Regions from separate parts of the Mus musculus genome. Here all the other regions are linked to region 4. Evidence: chromatin loops called from intact Hi-C (ENCODE). Cell type or tissue: gastrocnemius. All regions are shown on one strand. Region 1 overlaps Cited4 (Cbp/p300-interacting transactivator, with Glu/Asp-rich carboxy-terminal domain, 4). Region 2 overlaps Rims3 (regulating synaptic membrane exocytosis 3). Region 3 overlaps Nfyc (nuclear transcription factor-Y gamma). Region 4 holds the start of Gm8439 (predicted gene 8439). Region 5 has its middle 16 kb from the start of Cited4.

Evidence for each region. Hi-C counts contacts between places; a loop is a spot of excess contacts. Peaks named below come from ENCODE experiments on the same cell type or tissue, not always from the same donor. Only the 100,000 strongest peaks of a DNase experiment are listed, where the experiment ranks them.
Region 1: it touches region 4 in a loop (4-fold over the local background); 17 of 42 quality-filtered maps call a loop at or near these places.
Region 2: a loop joins it to region 4, with 2.2 times the contacts of the local background. A loop is called at or near these places in 18 of 42 quality-filtered maps.
Region 3: a loop joins it to region 4, with 9 times the contacts of the local background. A loop is called at or near these places in 19 of 42 quality-filtered maps.
Region 5: it touches region 4 in a loop (9-fold over the local background); 39 of 42 quality-filtered maps call a loop at or near these places.

What each region holds. Positions count from the first base shown.
Region 1 is chr4:120,666,931-120,670,930 of GRCm38, reverse strand. It overlaps Cited4 (Cbp/p300-interacting transactivator, with Glu/Asp-rich carboxy-terminal domain, 4), which reads right to left. Exons shown (of 1, transcript NM_019563.2): 1 at 3,111-4,000. The coding sequence ends at 3,580. Among named protein-coding and RNA genes, the nearest start is that of Cited4, 2.4 kb to the right of the region's middle. In gastrocnemius, a CTCF peak has its summit at 2,169 (motif pointing right); DNase peaks (open chromatin) are centred at 2,223 and 3,667; H3K4me3 peaks cover 1,372 bases; H3K27ac peaks cover 1,244 bases.
Region 2 is chr4:120,886,331-120,890,330 of GRCm38, reverse strand. Rims3 (regulating synaptic membrane exocytosis 3) reads right to left here. Exons shown (of 8, transcript NM_182929.3): 5 at 3,288-3,397; 6 at 1,242-1,343; 7 at 837-976. Among named protein-coding and RNA genes, the nearest start is that of Rims3, 34 kb to the right of the region's middle. In gastrocnemius, a CTCF peak has its summit at 2,419 (motif pointing right); DNase peaks (open chromatin) are centred at 2,428, 2,779 and 3,260.
Region 3 is chr4:120,753,786-120,757,785 of GRCm38, reverse strand. It overlaps Nfyc (nuclear transcription factor-Y gamma), which reads left to right. Exons shown (of 10, transcript NM_008692.4): 10 at 1-351. Among named protein-coding and RNA genes, the nearest start is that of Kcnq4, 8.4 kb to the right of the region's middle. In gastrocnemius, a CTCF peak has its summit at 2,274 (motif pointing right); a DNase peak (open chromatin) is centred at 2,288.
Region 4 is chr4:120,587,666-120,591,665 of GRCm38, reverse strand. Gm8439 (predicted gene 8439) reads right to left here and starts at 2,921. Exons shown (of 3, transcript NM_001101603.1): 1 at 2,814-2,921. The coding sequence starts at 2,861. In gastrocnemius, a CTCF peak has its summit at 1,719 (motif pointing left); a DNase peak (open chromatin) is centred at 1,727; H3K27ac peaks cover 277 bases.
Region 5 is chr4:120,680,747-120,684,746 of GRCm38, reverse strand. No RefSeq gene overlaps it. Among named protein-coding and RNA genes, the nearest start is that of Cited4, 16 kb to the right of the region's middle. In gastrocnemius, CTCF peaks have their summits at 2,339 (motif pointing right) and 3,630 (motif pointing left); DNase peaks (open chromatin) are centred at 2,331 and 3,612.

The DNA of each region.
Region 1 (4,000 bases), 79 kb before region 4:
CCCTTTGTGGAACTGTTGCCCTAACAGGGAAGTAGCAGCCTTTCCCCGAAGTCCCTTTGGGCATGTGGCTCATCTGTAGAGGGATGCCCTACCCAGCCAGGGCCATGCCAACTCTAGAGCAGCCTGCAATTCCATGACTGATGGGACAGAAGCAGGGAGGAGTGTACTGGTCTAACCTGGATCAACTCTAGCTTCAGAGTTCTGCACAGGGCTGGCTGACTCTTGCTGGGTTGGCTACGTGACTTAGGTTCCTTTGGGCTTCCTCCTATCCTCTGTGAATGTAGACTCTGAAGACAACAATCTCCTGTGAATAGAATATCTTCTTGGAGCCTGCTTCCTGGGGAACCCAGCTTACAGCTGTCTCACTGTCATACTGACCCTGCTGGGTAGCTAGAGCAGCCTCCTTAAACACTGCATTGACTTCAACTTTTCACGTGTGTGTTTGCATGTATCTGCACCATGTGAGGCCAGAAGAGGGTGCTGGAGCCTCTGGAGCTGGAGTTAGGTAATTGTGAGCCTCCTGATGTGGGTGCTGGGAACTCTGGTCTTCAGAAAGAGAAGCAAGCACTCTTAGCCATTGAGCGGTCTTTCTGGTCCTTTTCTTGTTTTGTTTTGTTTTGTTTTGTTTTGTTTTGTTTTGTTTTGTTTTTGAGATAGGCTCTCTCATATATTCTACACTGGCCTTAACCTCAGTATGTAGCCAAGGTTGTCCTTGAACTCCTGATCTCCTTGCTTCTACCCCCCCCCCCCATCAAGTGCTGGGACTTTGAAGCTTGCCTTAACCTCCATAGCAGAGAAGTTCTATTAGTAGAAAGACACAAGGTTTGAGTGATAAAAGATAAATAAAAATAAAGAATGTTGTCCTAGGGATGATGATGATGATAAGGCATGCTTTGTCTGTGCCCCAACTGAGTTCCCAGTCTCTAGGGAGACTGAATTTAAAGATCTCAGCAGACACTGCCCAGGCAGGAGACTGAGGTCCTCAGGACAGAAGGGCAGCAGGCTGCTTTAAGAGGCCGGCTCTCAGGACGAGGTGAAAGACACCACAGGAAGTCACGTGCTAAGAACCATCGGTCAGGGGACTTTGTCTGAGGTCAGGCAGCTCCTGAGAATGTTCTAGAACTGGTTATGTGGTAAAGAGACTCTGAGTTCATTTCTTTTTCACCTGCAGCTATCGGGCCAGGGCCTGGTGAGCTGTTCTAGTCTTATCTTCTCTGCCCATCTGTCTGCTGACCAGCTTGTCAGTGGTCCCTCTTGGGAGGGTGACAGGCATTTTGATTGTTTTGGTTTTGGTGCTGGGAATTAAAGCCAGGACCTTGTACATGCCAGCAGGATCTCTACCTTAAATCTGTATTTAGCACCCTCTCCCCCACTTTTTTCTCTTTTGAGACAGGAATCTTACTAAGGGGTCCAGGTTACTAATCTTATAGGTTAGTCTAGAACTCACTCTGCAGTGCAGGCTGACTTCGAACTCAGCTTCCTCAATGTCAGATTACAGGTGTGGGTCACCACGCATGGCTTGGTGCGGTGGTCTTGCATTCCCTCCTACTTGGTAGTTAAACTACCCACTTATTAATTCATCCTGAGCTGCTTCCTCACTTACAGAGAGGGTAATTGCCTTGTAAAGTAACAGAGCAAAAACTTTAGCCTCTTTTTATTGGTGGAGAAACCAAGGCCCGCAGAAAAGGCAGTCAAGGTAGTGTCTAGCCCAGGGCCAAACCTTTCCAATTGAATTCTGGTCCGGCGAGCCTGGGCAATGCTGGAGCAAACACAGAGCACTCTTAGCTCAAAGGTCTGTCCAGAGGACTCTTTCCATCTGTCCCAGAAGGCCCTGGGATCTAAGAGTAGAGCTTCATTCATCTACAGAACACTTCCTATCACCCACTCTCGCCCATGTTGCAGGTGTTAGAGCTGGTGCCCTCACAGTATACCCTGGGATAACTCACAGCTGCTGGGGTCACATGCAGGAGCACTGGTCACTAGAGCAAAGGCCAATGATGTGGAGACAAAGGGCTCAGTGCAATGACCTTGCTCTCTAGTCTCTGGAATTTACTGTCTCCTAGAGAATGCACCGCTGCCTGTCCCTGGCATTATGGAAGCCTGTCTGACTAGGTCTCTTTCTCCTGGCCTTCAGCCTGTCTTCCAGCCTTTCTCCCACACAGTAGGGGATCTTTCCAGAGTTGACAGCAGAGGGTGCACTAGAGATCTGGACTTGAAGGTCAAATCTTGCCAGGCTTGGGCTGGCGCCACACCCCTTGTCTGTGGAATGAGGACTGAGCTGGTCACATAAAGTTGCCATGAAACCATTAGATCTTCCCAGTCTGTTCCAGATGCTCCTTGTCCTTTCCCAGAGTCCACGAACTGGTATACGGCCCTCCCTTTAGTCAAGGCCTGTCCTGTTCCTCAAGACAGTTGTCATTCCATATTGTTGATCCCATCAAATGTACCTCCCTGAAGCTGAAATGACCTCCACCCCAACTAGCTGAACCTATTCCACCTGTTTTCTGGACAAGTCCCTTCCATGTTCCAAGAACAGTCTGTTTCCAGGTCTGTCCCTATGATTCCTTATGCACCAACGCTCAGAACAAACATCTCTATAGTTTCCGGAGGTGACTAAGAGTCTGACAGTGTGCTATAGTCATTACATGGATGAAGTATGAAGTATGTGTGAAGTATGTATGGTTCAGTCTCTATCAACACACACACACACACACACACACACACACACACCGCTATAAAAGTATCACAACCATATCCTTCCAAAGAAACCAAAAGGGCAGTGTCGTGGGCAAGTGAGATAGTCTCTGTTCAAAGCTAGGGCTGCCTGGATCTTCAGGGGACCCCCCCCCCCCAGTTCCTGGAGTCCTAGTGGCTAGGAAATCAAACGGATTAAGCTGTTAACTGGCCAGGCAGCAGCCTGGACCCCTCAGGTTATGTCATGACAATTGCACAACTCTCAAGACATTTTCAAAAGAAACTATCAGGTCTCTTGTCCTTTGGGCTGTTGAGGTTGCGAGCCTCAGTTTCACTTTGGGACTCTAACAGCCTCAGACTTTTTGCAAGTTACAGGTACTTGAGGGTGGGGATGAAAAGGAAATGGAAACTCAAAATTGTAAAGCAACCCAGTTTTATTTTGGTTTTAGAGGCCAGCGGGAGCATGGCTCCACTCTGCAGGGGTTAGGTGTAAAATCCTTCCCTCCCCCGGGCCAGGGGCCCAGGGAAGGTAGGGGGTACGGAGAGATGGCTCCCTAGACCCAATCCGGTTAGTAGGCTGCTCGAGAAGGAAGGTCAGGCAGAGGCCTGTAATGGCTCAGATTGGGGCAAGGCGGCGGAAAGAGGGCACAGAATCCAAGAACGTGGAATCCGAAGGCTGGTTCAGTTCCCTCCATTAGACCGCTGAGGCTTGGGTATGAGAAGCGAGACCCAACTGTCATCTGGCAGGAGGCAGAGCCTGGAGGCAAGGCAGGTGTTCTCGGCTGGAGCCGTCTCGGCACGAAAACCAGGCGCCTCCACCCTCACGGAGGGTGTGTGGGAGCCGGGCCACCGGGCGCAAGGTCCCGTGTCTCTGGGTGGTGGCTCTCAACAGCTCACCGAGCCGGCGGCCGGCGCTGACCCCAGGTCTGAGAAGCAATCGAACTCGCTCTGGCCGAGGAAGAGCTCCGGCAGCTCGCGTACGCGGTGCAACCCGAGCTCGAGTTCCAGCGACGTCAGCGCCTCTTCGTCGATGAGCTCGGTGTCCATGCAGCCCAGGGCGGGTGGCGGCGGCGGCGGCGGCAACGAGGCTGCGGCTCCGGGCGCCGGCTGCAGAGGTGAGGGCCCTCCAGCGGCTGCCGGGGGCGCCGGGATGCGGCCCGGGGACGGTGTGGCTGCAGACTGCAGGTGCGTGCTACCGGCGCCCGGCGACTGCGAGACGGGGAAGGGCTGGAAAGAGACCGGCGACCCGAAGGAGCCGTATGCCAGGGTCCCGGGTGGCGGCGGCGGTCCCAGCGGAGCCCCCCGC
Region 2 (4,000 bases), 300 kb before region 4:
GTAATAGAAGCAGTCTTCTACAAGGGTAATATATATTCTTAACCTCCAAGCCATCTTTTCTCCACACATACCACCTACAGCAAGTGCCAAGCAGGAATTTGAACTCAGGACCGAGCCAAGAAAATCATGTAGGCCTATGTGAGCTCGGGTTCATCTACAGAAAGGGCACAGTGAGGCAACCCCTTCCCCTCCCACTCATCAGAAAGACCCACCAACAGTGTTTCACTGTCAAGGAGCTGGGCCGAGAGACACCTGAACGTGGACTCCTCTAGTCCCACAACTTAACAGTCATTTCATCCTTCTGAGCCCCTGCAGCACACTGGGGAAACCACACCTCCCTTCACAGAATCCTCTCTGACAGACACAATCATCCTAGAGAGTGCCTAGCCACACCCAGTCCCCAGTGAGGTACAGAGCACTGGCGGGCAGTAGCTACAGCCTGGTTCTCCTGCCCTGATGTGAGAACTGGAGAGCCATTTTGCCATGCTCAGAACCCTATGAACTGACAGGGGACAAAAGCATGCTGGGAAAATAAAAGCGCGGGGGGGCGGGGGGGGAGAAAAGGGAGGGAGGAAATGGGCAGGGGGGGTTGGGGGGAGAGGGAAAGCAACTGGCCAGATGCTCAGGAGAACAGTGCTTGCCACAGAAGCTTGGTTCAATCCCTGGAGTCCATGTCAAGGTGAAGGGAGAGAACTGACTCCATGATAGACATGTACCCCGTACATGTGCACCCCCCCCCCACAATGAGTAACAGGATATACATCAATGCAGAACTTGAGAGCCTACCCTGTAACACTGTCCTGAAGAACTTGAGAGTCTGCCCTGTGAACACTGACCTGCAGGACCTTGCCTTGGGGCCCCTCATCAAAGAGCAGAGCTTGCTGGTACAAGGGATCACATGTTTTCTTGGCCACCTTTGTCTTTTTCTTGGCTACACATGCCCCGTTCTCCAGCAGGTAAGCCTTGATATAGGTGGCTGAAAATGAAGGAGTGTGGTTGGGAGAAGTGCCACAGCCCGCCTAGTCTCCACCCTCTGGGTGGTCCTGGCAGGAAGTGGATCGAGCTGGCCAGTGAACCCAGCAGACAAAGAGACGGCACAAACACTGTGTCTCCTCACCCCACTCCCGACCCATCTTGCTCAGCAACCTCCCACAGCTTTAGGCTACTGCTGAGCTGGGGACCGGCTGGTACCCCATCCCTACCGGGATCCTTCCTCAGGTCTCCCAGCTGCCTAGCCTCACCTGGGAGGGATTTGGAGCCTGGTTTGGGGGTCAGGCCCCGAGCTTCAATCACTTCCACCTCCAGCTGGCCACTCCGGTCCATGATGGCAATGTGCACATCTCCTGCAAGGAAAAGAATGAATGTCCAAGTGAGGTCACATGGGGCTGGCTGGCACGATGCAACAGAAAACATTAATCTGCAGGGGATGCTGCAGTGTCCCTGGGAAGGGAATATGATAGAGCAAACTGTACTTGTTGAAATAGCTCTCAGGGGCTGGTGAGATGGCTTGGTGGGTAAGAGCACCCGACTGCTCTTCCGAAGGTCTGGAGTTCAAATCCCAGCAACCACATGGTGGCTCACAACCATCTGTAACAAGATCTGACTCCCTCTTCTGGAGTGTCTGAAGATAGCTACAGTGTACTTACATATAATAAATAAATAAATCTTTAAAAAAAAAAAAAAGAAATAGCTCTCAGGAGACCACTTCAAAGGGACCAAGGCACACTGTGGGGGAATGACCTTCAAGGAGCACATACTTAGGTTATAACTAATGACTGCCAAACTCTCACCCATGGATGGTGGGTGAGGGGTTTCTGCTTCACTACACAGAACAGGCAAGTCTGGGGGATGCAGCGTACGCCGCAGCCCTTAGCCAGTCTCTTCAGTATATGGCAGACGGATAACAAGAGTATCCATGCAAAGAGAAGCTAAGCTAGGAGCCTGCCCAGCACATCTTTGACCCCGGGAAAAACAGGCTGGGCAGGCCTACACACCCTGCATGATGAGAGCTCACAACACACTCCAAAAAAGGTAAGGGACTGTGGTGAATTCGTGCCCCCAAAGTATGCAGTACAATAATAACATGACGGTTGACAGAACTCATGCTGACTTCCAGGAACTCCTAGCTGTGCTCGTTGTGGGTGAGCAAAGTTTAGAATTATACAGTAGTGTTTGGAACTCCCTTCAGACAGTGTTGAATTATAAATCTGAGTCCCCCTCCCTCCAATTAAATGGGTGAGACTTTGAGTTCTGTCAACCATCATGTTATTATTGTACTGCATACTTTGGGGGCAGGAATTCACCACAGTCAGACACACCCTGAAATTCGTCCTTCTCACTCCAGAGGTTCCTGACCCTGGCAAAAAGACCAAAGGGCCTCATGCCTAACCATGAATATATACTTGTTTTTCCCGCTCTGCGACACAAGGGGGCACCACACACAAAATATTCTAGGTTCTGACGGGTTCATTATAAGGTAGTGGTTGCCACTCCTCAGAGTGTAGGGAAGGGCCTGAGATATTGAGCAAAAGCTTGGAATTAAGCAAATCTGATACTCAGGGCTGGAAGAGTAGACTCGGACTCTCTGAGGGTCCTCTGGACCCCTCTTTCAAGGAAGAAAGGAGAGTACCATACAAAGAAGCCTGGCATAGAATCTAACTCCATTTTCTGTTTCTGCTCTGAGGCTCAAAGGTCAAGTACCATCAGAAACATCTGGATCCAGTAAAGCTCAGGTTAGACTAATGGGGAAGCCTGCCTGGCCAGGACCCAAAAGCACAGGGTTGGGGGAAGATCTGAACACTGCTAACAGGACCCAGTGTGGGCTTTGAGCACTTCCTAGCTGCCAGGAAGAGATGAGAAAATTACTAAAGGTCCCTAGGTGCCAGTCGCTGATGGGAGGAACCAGTCCAATTAGCCACGGTTCCTAAGGAGAGCGCTAAAATGCTTTATAGAAAGTATCTAACAGGAGTGCAGCAAGAAGGGGCGTTAGATTGCAGAACTGAAGCAGGAATTACTAATTCTATCTTCCAGATGAGGAAACGGAGGCTCAAGAAAGTCTAGGGAAGGTAAGTCAACATGGGCTAACACTGTGACCCAGTTATGCACTGAGGGATGCGACAGTCTGGAAAAGCTGCTGCTGGGTAGGGGTCCTTTCTGGCACCTGAGGAAGACACCTGCTGCCACCTCTGATGCTGCTGCCGCCTTCGGCTCTACCACACACTGGACCCCAGAGCTCCTCCTTTCTACTATGCCCCCCCCAAAACCTGCCCTTATTCAGCAAGATTTACCCATGGGGGGTGTGGCCAGCGTCTGTCGCCCCACAATCTGGGCTGGTCCCAGGCCATCCAGAAAGTCACTGAACTGGCTTTCAGCTCCAAGCCGTGTGGGAAAAATAAACCTGCAGAAGGACACAGAAGACATGTGAGGTAGCAGGTGGGCTAGGATGGGGTGGATGCAGAGTCCTTCCATCTGGGAGCCTTGGGTCTCAGTTTCTCTTCTATACAGTGTAACTATACTATTCTAAGTGGGAGTGAACATTTGTCATTTCTGCACACTGAAGAAAAAAATACTTTGGGCTACACTTCATATAGTCCCTCTATGTACTTCTGACTGACCTAGAATTCACCAGGAAGTCCAGGCTGGCCTCAGACTCCTGACAACCCTCCTGCCTCAACCTCCCAAGTGCTTGGGTAACAAGTAGGTATCACAATGTCAAGCTTGGAGAAAGACACTTTGGTATCACTAAAGACGATAATGAAGTTATTTAAGGCATTTGAATCCTTAAGCCTCAGTTTTGTTTGCTGAGACAAGTTCTTGTGACTCCCTGAGCCTCACAATGTGGCCAAGGATAACCTTGAATTCCCAACCACCTTACCTCTACCTGGTGACCTCTGAGATTACAGGCATGTACCACCACGTTCAGCTTAGGCAGTGCTAGAGACAGACCCCAGAGCTTCCTGCATGCTAAATGAACATGTTACCAACTGAGCTACATCTCAGC
Region 3 (4,000 bases), 170 kb before region 4:
AGGGTGTACAGGATTTCCACTCTGCCAGTTCTGCCCTCAGAAAAAAAGAAAGGGGCAGACCCTTTCCACCAGCATTCTTCTCTGCCCCTTCCCCAGAACCTTCCGAATCCAGAAGATGTGGAAACATTTCCTGCCTGTGGGCCATGAACTCATTCTCCACAGAGAGCTGGTCTCCTCCCCGTCCCTTCTCTCCAGACCCAGGAGAACCAGGACTTTGAGAACCAGGACTTTGTGCACTGCTCTGGCCACTGTTTTATTTTTTAAATACATTAAAGATTGTGCTCATCTCCGTTGCTGCATGGACTCCAGACTGCATGAAATGCAATAAATCTTGTTTTCGGTACTTGAGAATCTGTGTCTGGGACATTCATGGGGGCTACTCACTTGGGAAAAGCTTGGAAAGGTTGATTTGTTTCAAGGTTGGATGTCAGGAAAGGTGGACCACTTGTCAGGAGCTAGTGTACAAAGCCAAAGGAACTTTCAGACTGAGATTCTTGACTGGTTTACAAATGAATTTCATCAGAACATGTCGCTTGCTCAGAAAAGCCTTGCCTCACCCAGACGAGCTACTTGTATGGCATTGTGGGGACATCTTTGCAGGAGAACACGGGCTTCTCTAGCAAACAAAGAACCCAGGAAATCTCTGCAGCCTTCGTTGTCATAATGGCTCTTGCCACTGTCTGCTGTAGTTCTCATCACCAAAGGCTTGGATCTGCCATAGAGGGCAGCCCGTGCCCCTTGCCATTCATCATGTTAGGGCTTCTATAGCCAGAGCCTGCTTCCTGTCCATTGAAGCAGGAGCAGCAGAAAAGAGCCAGCAGTGAGCAATCTCTCTGGCCTCCTTGTCTTTTTCCAACCATAGTTGGGCCTGCTGTCACTGTGTGATAGTGCAATGCCAGGAAAAGCAAAGATCAGTTTGCCATAATCTGGTAGACAACTCCCTGGGCTTTGGGCTCAAAGGGTGAGGTTGTGTAGGGAAGAGGCTTATACTAGACCCTTCAAGCTGAGGCCTGGTATCCTTAGGATTTCCTTGCCACCTATGGCTCACTGTAAACCTGCCTGGTAGGGTAGGCATTGGTGTAGCAAAGACTGATGGTTCACACCTCCTCTTAAAATGTAAGTCCCAAGTTCTGGGACCTACATTATATTCAGGTCTAGCCAAACTGCCCTTTACTCCTTGGGCAAAAAATAGGGGAGACTATTGGCCATGTTGGTGACCATCTGCTTAAGTATACCTCACCTGATATCATTAACTAGGATTAGGAAAAAATGGGATCATAAAATAAGAGCACGTATATGCTAGACCTACATAATTTTGAAAGGATTTGGTGCTGAGCTTCCTGGCTACCAAAGCAAAAAGCTAGGACCAAGTAAAGGATTCATTCATACTGTAAAGGAAAGTTAACAGTTTTGCAAAACTCTTCCTAGTTTTAAAGGAGTTGGATAGAGTTCCCTTAACAGAGAAGATTAAGTACCTCACCATTGTCAGAAAGTAGGCTTAAGAAAGCCCCCATGTGCTTCTAATTCCCAAATTGGCCTTCCCATCTGTCCCACCCAAACCCTCCTTTGTGCACATCACACCATTGAACAGGTAGAGGGGCCTGGTCACAGCAAAGGAACTGTACACTGTTTCCTGGTGCCCCCTGTTCCACCCTTCTTCCCTTCCACCCATTCCATGCATTAATTTAGACTTCATTCTTTTCTTAAGTATTTCAATTGATTGGTGCGATTGGCCAGCAGTTCCTGTGCACAGCACGCTCCCTTTAAGCAGGGCCCATTCAGATGTAAGCAAACCCTTTGGTCCAGCCCCAAAGAGCCCCTATCTAATCCCCAGCACGATCCCCTTACACCCATCAGGAGCACTCTGAGCATTTCTAACTGATCTTCACGGTGACCCTTCCAAAGCCAGGAAGATGGAGTACAATCCCTGAGTTACCGGCAGTTTGAGAGGTCCTGTGCACTGACTTGTCCAAGGTCATTCTGAATTAGGGAGTGAGGTTAAACACAAACCTTGGTCTCCTGACCCCTGTTCATCTCCAGATAGATGCTTTATTCAAAAACAGGAAGGGATGTGTGAGAGAAGAAAGCTTTACAGAATGTCCCACATTGGCTTTTACTCAGCTCCCAGGCCACTTTCCCCAGCCCTGAGTGTAAGTGGAATAGTTGAGTGTAAGTGGAATAGTAAATGAAGTTGGTGCTGCTCTCTGGTGGTTGGGTAAGAATTGGGGACCCCTGGGATTTTGAGAGGACAATGTGGTTGATGCCTTGCTTCCCAGGTTGGCCAAGGCCACGAGGGGGCAGCATACCACCCTTGCCTGGGTCCTTACCATCTAGTCCCATCCTCTATTTGAGAGAGTTCTAAGAACTAAAGGGGGTGCCATCATTTTCTGCTAATACCACAACAAATCCCTTGAGGAGAGGGTCCTTTGTGATAACAGTAGGACAGAAAACTTCCCTCTTTGGAGTATTGTTTGAAGAAAGTAGTCCATTCACTGTATAATTCCAGCACCTGGAAGGTGAGGACAGGGACAGGAAGTCCACATAGCAAGTTCAAAGCCAGTCTGGGCTACATGAGACCCTGACTCAAAAAAAAAGAGGGGGGTTGGTCCTACATTCTCTCATTTCATCACTCTATTAAAGGGAGAAACTGAAGTACAAAGAGGTTAAGAAATTGCTCACCTCTTTGCTTCTTTGCATCCTGCTTGCACCCACTGCCCACTGACTGCACTCAGTGTTCTTGTACTAACTGGTTGGGTTTCTGAACTTGCAGCCATATTTTCAGAATGTGCTGGCCCGAGTGCCTGGAAAGCCCTTTTCCTTTATCGATCTCATATACATCCATCAAAGCCCAATTGAAATGGCTCTCACTGAGAAACTTCTAATTCCTTGAGCAGAGTCAGCGAGGACTCTCTCAGTGCTCCTACATCAACGTCTACAGACTATTATTAGAGCTCACATACACAGCTGGGCAGCAGGGATTTCTTTGGCACCCTGTGCGCATGTCAGATGCTGTTTAGGACATTCTGCATCCAGCTGAGAACAAGCCAGGCAAGGTAGGTACTGCTGTTGTGGACTGAAGCACCTGCCGCATCCTCCATCTCTGCTCTTCCAGGCATTTTGTTCACTTTTGGTTTTTTGTTTTTGATAAATATATATCTCTATCTATCTATCTATCTATCTATCTGTCTGTCTGTCTGTCTGTCTGTCTGTCTGTCTTTCTGTCTGTCTATCTATCTATCTATCTATCTATCTATCTATCTATCTATCTATGAGTTCTGATGGTCTGCTAGGCAGGATCCTCTGAGATAGACCTTATAAGAAATTATTGTGGAGGAAAATAGAGCTAAACTGTAGAACAGAGGGCTTGCCTAACATAAAGCCTTGGGTTTGATCCCCAGCTCATGATAAACTGGGCATAAATAGCACACACCTATAATTCCAGCACCTGGAAGGTGAAGACAGGGACAGGAAGTCCACATAGCAAGTTCAAAGCCAGTCTGGGCTACACGAGACCCGGACTCAAAAAAAAAAAAAAAAAGGGTTTGGTCCTACATTCTCTCATTTCATGACTCTATTAATAAGTTAATAGCCTCTCCTGCTTTATAAGGAAGAAACTGAAGTACAAAGAGGTTAAGAAATTGCTCAAACCATGTTGTGGTGCACACTTTTAATCCCAACACTTAGGAGGTAGAGGCAGATAGATCTCTGAGTTCAAGGCCAGCCAAGGCTACAGAGAAATCCTGTCTCAGAGAGAGAAGGGGAAGGGAAGGGGAGGGGAGAGGAGAGGAGAAGGGGGAGGAGGGGAGGGGAGGGAGAGGGAAGAGGGGGAGCAGAGGAGAGGGAAGAGGGGGAGGGGAGAAGAGGGAAGAGGGGGTGGGGAGAGGAGAGGGGAGGGAGAGGGAAGAAGGGGAGTTGAGGAGAGGGAGGAGGGAAGGGAGAGGAGAAGAGGGAGGAGGAGAGGGGAGGAGGGAGGGGAGGGGAGGGGAGGGTGGAGAAACAC
Region 4 (4,000 bases):
ACCCCATGTTCCCATATTCCATCCTGGATACTGTTGCTGCTGACATCTGCTGGAATTTGCTTCATGGTGGAGATAACAAGAGACAGAAATCAGAAATCATACTGTGAGGAACTTGTGTGCTCCTCTGTCCCCAGTGCAAGGGGTCTGGCACAGAGTGGGAGCTCACTGAATACTTGAGAAAGAAAGAAGCAAAAAGGCAAAGGAGAGAGTAGAAAGGAAGGAGATGGCTCAAGGACCTTGGTGTCAGGATGCTTTGAGGGAGGCCTTTCAGGGGTGCTTCCTACTATGCCACCCCACCACTCTTCAGGTTTGCACACTCCTATGTGTACAGCAGGTTGGGGAGGGGTGCAGAGAGAAGGTTGTACCAGTTCAGTGGTTCAGACCTGGAGCCCCAGAACTCTAGGGAATGCCCAAGATAGAAACATGTACCAGGAGCTATTTCAGTCTTTCTAAATGCATGGAACAAACTAGCTAGCATTTGCTCAGGGGATGGTAGGCTGGGTATCTTTGGGGCCAGAATTACATCGTTCCTGGGACAGAAGAAAGCATGTGGCTCGTGTTTGTTGGCAGGGAGGACTAGCTTAGGGTAGACATCATCTGGAGATGCGCTTTTAGGGAACGGGTTTAGCCTCTTTTGGTGAAAGTTCCTTCAGTAAAATGAGGGCCATAAGAGCACCCCATTTATGGTGGTCACTGGAACAACTTGTCTACATGGAGTGCTTGGCGGCGAGCCTGGTAGGCCGAAGCAGCTAGTAGTTACTATCATTATTAATTCAGAGTAGGAAGTCTGGACATCCCGTGATAATCAAAAACTCTGATTGGAGCTCCATAGGTATTGATTAATAAGTAGTGGAAATGAATGAATTATTAATTATGGGCAGCTTGTTTGGAAGACAGGTTTCAAAGTCAGAAAGCTGCCTAGAGAAAAGTCCAGAGCTAGCAGGAGGAAGGCCAAGCCTTTTGTGAGGACCCCTGGATCTGGTGTTTTCCAGGATCTTCTCTCTCTCTCTCTCTCTCTCTCTCTCTCTCTCTCTCTCTCTCTCTCTCTCCATCCATCTTGGAACAATATCTTCTAAGCTTGAAGACCCATCTCTTGCCTCTTTGTTAGTTCCTAGGGTACTTCCCCTGGCCCTTGTTCTGCTCCATAGGCCTTGGAAGATTCTGTTGCAGCTCTCGATACACGGTGCTGTGAGTTTTTGAACCAACGACTCACAATCGCTCCTGCATGTACATCACTGTGAGCCCCCAGCTCACCCCTACCTCCCAGATCAGTAGGCTCTGGGTCTGTATTTCTCATATACTCTTAAGGATCCCTGAATCTGCTGGCTCCAGGAACCCACTTTGAAACCCACTGGAAACCATCGGTTTCCTGTGCTTCCCACAGCACCTATCTTCCCAGCTCCAAGAACTCCACGCCTCAATGGTTATTACATAGAAAAATGAAACTCAGCTGAGCCCATGCAAATCTGTACAAAGATTGCCCAAGGGCCTGTGTGCTGAGTTCCTGTTGGCTCACCTTTCCCTCTCCTGGCCCCTAAAGAGTTTCCAAGGGTACGCTTTGCTTCCTTTTAGAGCTGAAGAGAGCCCAAGAAGCTGCCTGGTTTGTTCAGGGCTCCTGGGAGGCATACTAAACCGGCAATTATGAGCAGCTAGAAGCAGGAGTCTGAGTGTATCCGGAAGTGCCTGTGTCTTAGGTTATAGCACCCTCTGGTGCCAAGAGCTCAGGTCAGCACTTGGCACTAGTAAGGCAGGTGAAAGAGGGTTGGTAAGGGAGCCCCTAGCTGACCTCCCAGCCTCCTGCTTTTCCCTCTTGACCTCACCCATGTTACCACCCAGCCTTGGCTACACTTCATTTGCCCCTCCCTTAGTTTAAGCCCTACCTGTGTCTTTCCGCCGCCTCTGAGACAAAGGACTTCTGTCAATGTCCCTAGGTATTTACTGGCTGGGGGCACTTCTGTTTGCCACCTTGGTGGCACAAAAGTACCTGCTTGAAGACTCTGATCCTTCCTGAGGGCATGAGGTTTTTGGAGGTCCTGACTCAATTTGGGTATCTCTATACATGGCTTACGGAATCTAAAAAGGCTATTTATCCTCTGTAAAACAAACTAGAGTCTCCAGTACCATTCATTAGACACTGACCCTACTGCAGGGTGTACAGGGGAGGGATGATAAAGGAGACAAAGGTCTTAGCGTCTGAGTGCCTGCTCTGGTGGGCAGGAAGGTAAGAAGCAGGATATATTACATCCTGGTCAGCAGTGGTGAGTGCAGGCAAGGAACAGAGGCCAGAGATGAGGCCATCCCAGGCAGTGCTGTTAAGGGAATCCTCACCGGTGAAGTGAGATTTGGGTAAAGACCCAGACAAGAACCTCTCACGGGCATCAGGGGAAGCCATTGCAAAGACCCTGCAAGTTTCACTTCCTCAAGGGCCAGCAGGAAGGCCAGCGGCTTAGAGGCAGGAGGCTGAAGTGAGGATTCTTTGTGAGGATTCTAAAGTGAAAGCTCCTTTAGGGGTGGTAATGGGGGCTTTGGGGAAGGCAAACAAACTGTTGTGTAATGTAAATAAAATCCTGCTGAGAGTTCCCAAAGGGCAGCTTGAGAACTTAAGTTCAAACAGGGTTGTCCACAGCAGGGTTAGGAGACTCACTAACTCCTGCCCATCAGCCCCTGGTGTCGGCCCCTCCCAGGGACTCAAGGCCTCTTGGGCACTGGCAGTCGGCAGAAAAGGCACACACAGAATGAGGGGAAGGGGAAAGGGAGGCTCCAGGTTAACACATCTACTCTAGTTAAGGAGGCAGAATCAAAGGTCTACTCACCTCAGGAGGGGAGAACAGAGGTCTTAGAAGCAGCTCAGGAGTCAACATCTGACTTCTCTCAAAGAGGCAACAGGCAGATTCGCAGACAGGTCGTTAGGGAATGTGTGCTGGAGGTCTCTGAGAAAGCAGGCACTGTCCTAATAGAGGCATTACATCTTCCGCCTTGCTGTTCCTCTCTTGCCTGGAATGTGAACCTGGGGCCTGAGGTAATGTAGTCATCTTGTAACCAGGAGGTCAGGAGGAGGTGAATTTCAAAAGAGAAGTTTCCTGTTAAGCCCGGCAAAGCAGAGAAACAGAAGACTCAAGCTCCTCATGGAGTTCTGTGACAGCACCAGCCTGGGATGCCTAGCTCTAGACTCTGTGTGTGTGTGTGTGTGTGTGTGTGTGTGTGTGTGTGTGTGTGTGTGTGTGTAAAAGTCATAACCACCTATTTGATGAAGATATTGGCTTCGGGGTATACTCCCTCCAAAGAGCGTATGTCTGTCTACCGGCTTCCCACCTGAAATAATGACCTGCTCACATTTAGCCACTGGATAGTATAAGTCTTCCTCAAGTTTGCCAATCCTCTATGTGAAAAGGTCTATTTTGCTTTACTGAGCAATTGTTTAGTTATGAAGGGTTTTGTTGTTGTGATTGTTTGTAGTGTGTGTGAGAGAGAGACAGAGACAGACAGACAGAGAGAGCGAGAGTGAGAGCGAGAGAGAGAGAGAGAGAGAGAGAGAGAGAGAGTCTTAACTTTGAACTTCCAACCTTCCTGTCTCTATCTCTCCTGTTTTTGGGAACTATGTATCACCACCCTGAGTTTATGTGATGCCAGGGGTGGGAGGGGCCAGGGTGGGTCTGGGTTCTGGGTGCATGCACAACCTTCACTCTGAGCCACATTCTCAGCCTCCCACTAAATTTTATTCATTCCTTAATTCAATAATTAATTTGTGGGACTGGGTGTGGTGGCACACACCTTTAGTCCCAGCGCTGGGGAGGCACAGGCAAGTGCCCTTAAACTCTACAAGTTCAAGGCCAGGTTGGTCTACAGAGTGAGTTTCAGGCCAGCCAGGAATACACAGAGAGACCTTGTTTCAAAACAAACTAAAGATAGCATCTTGATAAGTTTGAACTCACTATGGCAACCCTGACTTCAAACTGGTTTCAAACTTGTGACTCTCCTGCTTCAGTCTCCAGACTAGTAG
Region 5 (4,000 bases), 93 kb before region 4:
GGAGTTAAGAGAGTAGTAGAGGCAGAGAAAGGCAGAGAGAAGAAGAGAGTGGAGAAGAAGAGGCCGGCCATGATCGTGCAGGGGGGTGGGGGTGGGGTGGGGATGGGGAGAGAGGGGGAGCCAGAGGGCAAGAGGCAAGGAAGAGAAGCAGGAGTAAGAGAGAGAGGAGCGGGCAAGCAGCCCCTTTTATAGTGCTAGGCCTACCTGGCCGTTGCCAGGTAACCATGGGGGTGGAGTCCAGACAGAATACCAACAATGTGTACTCATACACACATACCCTGTGAAGGCACACACACACACACACACACACACACACACACTCACCTATGTACAACGAAATAACAAAACGTATTAGGCTGCAGTGGCACTTTAGTCCCAGCATTTGAGGAACAGAGCAGGTGGATCTCTGTTCCAGGTCAGCCAGGTCATAGCAAGCTCCAAGCCAGCTGAGGCTGCACTGTCCCAAATAATAAAAGTAAATCTTTAAAACCTTATTTGGTTAGACACAGAACCTTTGTTATAATATTATGTGTTTGGAACACTCCCCCCCCCCCCCGACACACACTCCCATTAATGTGAAGGTGACCTCAGTCCTAACCATGCCATAGGCATGGAATATGTGCCCAGCATCTTATGGCTACCCAAATAAACCAGGTCTGTCTTCATGACGCAATGTTTACCTAGAAATTAGAGTAATTTGTAGCCTACAAAACCTGAAAGTCTGTTTATGTGAAATCTTGCTTCTTGCCTAAACCATGCCATGGCTCCCCTCGTGGGGCAGACACTTGACGATCTGTCCGTCTCACGGTAGGTCTCATGGGAGGTTCATGGAACAATATGCTGAGATGTTTCATCCAATGGAAGACAGGGGGAAGGCAGGACTGGCAGGCAGAGAAGCTAACCTCCTGTGGTGTCTGCGACATGGAGTTGGTTTGTTTTGCAGTGTTATCAGAGACCTGACTAGCATCTAGTGAGACAGGGGTGTGTGTGTGTGTGTGTTCATATTGCACCTAACAAAAGATCTCCTCAAACCCTCTCTATTTGCCTTTGGTTTTGTCCCAAAGTCTCTAATCATTAGATACACCCTTTCTTTCACACTTCCCTCCAAAACCTAAAAAAAAAAAAAAAAAAGAGTTCGAAGACATTGAGGATTTCCTGGAAGATTGAAGTTTTCTGGGAGGAGATACCCAAGGCTCGAGTCTAGCCTTATCTGCCTGCTCAGAACGCAGAGAAATCTGCCTCATCTCTAGTGTGGTTTGAATAAAAATGGCCCTCATGGGCCCCACTGGAAGGGGTGCTATTAGGAGGTGTGGCCTTGTTGGAGTAGGTGTGGCTTTGCTGGAGGCAAATGGGGGATGGGCTTTGAGATCTCAGAGGATCAAGCTAAGCTCAGTGGCTCAGTTCTCTTCGTGCTGCCTGCTGATCCATCCCACTGTAGAATTCTCAGCTCCTTCTCAGCACCATGCCTGGCTGCACGCTGCCATTCTTGTCGCCATGACTAAACCTCTGAACTGTAAGCCAGCCCCAATTACATACTGTTTTTATGAGAGTTGCCATGGTGTCTCTTCACAGCGATAGAAACCCGATGACACCTCTCTTTCATGGTCTGAGACTCCCTCGGCTCCTCTCCTGGTACTAGGACCTCTCTGCTTTCTCAGGTGTGATGTTAGCGAGATGGAGGACAAGAAACATCTATTTTGTTTTAAAGTTGTTGTAACATTTGTCCATCATGTGTGTTGGGGGCAGACACGTGGAAGTCAGCAGATAATTTGCAGGTGGTTCTCTCTTTTCATCAGGTGTGGAGATCCAGTTCATGTCGTTAGGCTTGGTGGCAAGTGATCTTACCTGATGAGGTGTATCGTGTGTGTGTGTGTGTGTGTGTGTGTGTGTGTGTGTGTGTGTGTGTGTGATGCATGCGTGTGCAGAAGTTGAAGTGGTATTGGGCATCCTGTTCTATCACTGTACCTTTTTTTTTTTTTTTTTTGGAGACAATTTGTCTTACTGATCTTGGAGTTTGAATGGTGGCGGGCTAGCAAACCCCAGCAGTTGTCCTAGATTCGCCCTCCACAGTGCTGGCGTCACAGATGCGCCCAGCCTCCCAAGCTTTCTCTATGGACGCTGGGATCTGAACTCAGGCCCCATACACTTGAGCTCACCCACAGAGCCATCTCTCCAGTCCCTGAAAGATGTATTTCATGTTTTCAATCGTCATCATCCTCTACAGGAGAACAGGCGCGCACACGTAGGTTGGCAGGGAGCAGAGCAAAGCTACACGGGAATGATTGTCTTCTACCCAAGAAACCTCCACTAGTCCCTGCTATGTGCACCCACAGCCACAAGGGGTCAGTAAAGACCTTGGTGTCGCAGCACCAGCCTGGTATTAGGAAACAAGCCGGGTTTGGGGGTCCTAGAGACCCTACCTGAAAGGTTCAGAGGGTACAGGGCTGTGTGCTCAGCCTTTCACTTTTATTCCAGTTGTTTGTTGCTCGCTGATACACATCAAGCACTGCTACAATCGCCACGGTCATGGTCATAGCAGCTCTTGTAAACTCATGAGTCCCTACTTCCCTAGATCAGGCAGTAGTATACTATTGTCTAGACAGAAATCAACAGCAGCAAAAAAGCTCAGATAACCCCAGAAGGTGGTAAGAAAACGAAACGGAAATGGGGTAGTCACAGAGTTAGGAGAACCCTGGGTGTGGCAATCGGGAAGGTCCAAGGGAAATAGCAAGGCCTCCAGGAGCCCTGGATCCAACAGCTCCGTTCTGCAGACGAGGAAATGGGGCTCCAAAAGCCAGTGTAGAGCCCGGAGAGGAAAGAGCCCAAGTGTCTTAACTTCCAGACCAGTCTCTGAATGGCTCTCCTTCCCTTTGCTCTTCAGCTTACCCTGTATCTTCTTGGGATGTGAGGGCGCTTTGAGAACGTGGGTCTTAACAGGACGGTATGTGTATCTCTGTGTGTAAAACTTTCAGAAGCCCTCAGAGCAAAAACTACACGAAAACCACACAGTAATGATAAAGGGATCCCACAGAGTTCTGATTTTGGTCTCGTGATTCAACTTCAAGGCCTCCTCATATATTATTACACATTAAATTCTTTCCCAAATTTCGGGTTTGGTGCCTTGCCTCTCTGAGGGTGTGGCCCTGGGAAAGTTATTTCTTCAGCTCCCTCATCTTAAAATCTGAACTCAACTTTCCTAACCCCGAAGCCACCTCCCTCTCCACACCTCGGGTCATTTGCGTGACTGGGCACTGGGCTGAACCCGCCTCCTGCTCCTGAACCCACCCTGCTTACACACACCAGCCCTGAGCCCATCCATACAAATGTTAAACCCAGTCATGCTTGTTTAGACACTCTCAGAGACGCGATGAGGTAGGTTCGGGTGTGATCATCCCGTTTGCCAAGCAGAAAGCAGGTTCCAGCAAGAGAGGACTCGCTCTAGGTCACACTGTGTGAGCGACAGAGTCAGGCTTCAAACAAACAAACAAACAAACAAATCCTTCATCTTTCCCTATTCAAAGTTCATATCTAAGATAATGGAAAACATCAAAGCTCCATTCCGCCCCCCACCCGGAAAATCCATATAGGTGGTCCAGCAAGCTTCACCTGGTAGGGTACTGCCACCTGCAGGGAAAAGCGTGGTATTGCACCCCACTTCAAGCAGGTGTCATCAAGCCAAACTCAGAGGTAACTCCGGCTGAATTTCTTTTTTCTCTTCTCTTCTCTTCTCTTCTCTTCTCTTCTCTTCTCTTCTCTTCTCTTCTCTTCTCTTCTCTTCTCTTCTCTTCTCTTCTCTTCTCTTCTCTTCTCTTCTCTTCTCTTCTCTTCTCTCCTCTCCTCTCCTCTTCTCTTCTCTTCTCCTCTCTTCTCCCCTCCCCTCCCCTCCCCCCCTCCCTCCCTCCCTCTAGCTCTCTTTCTTTCTTTCTTTCTTTCTTTCTTTCTTTCTTTCTTTCTTTCTTTTTTTTTTTTTTTTTTTTTTTTGTTTTCCGAGACAGGGTTT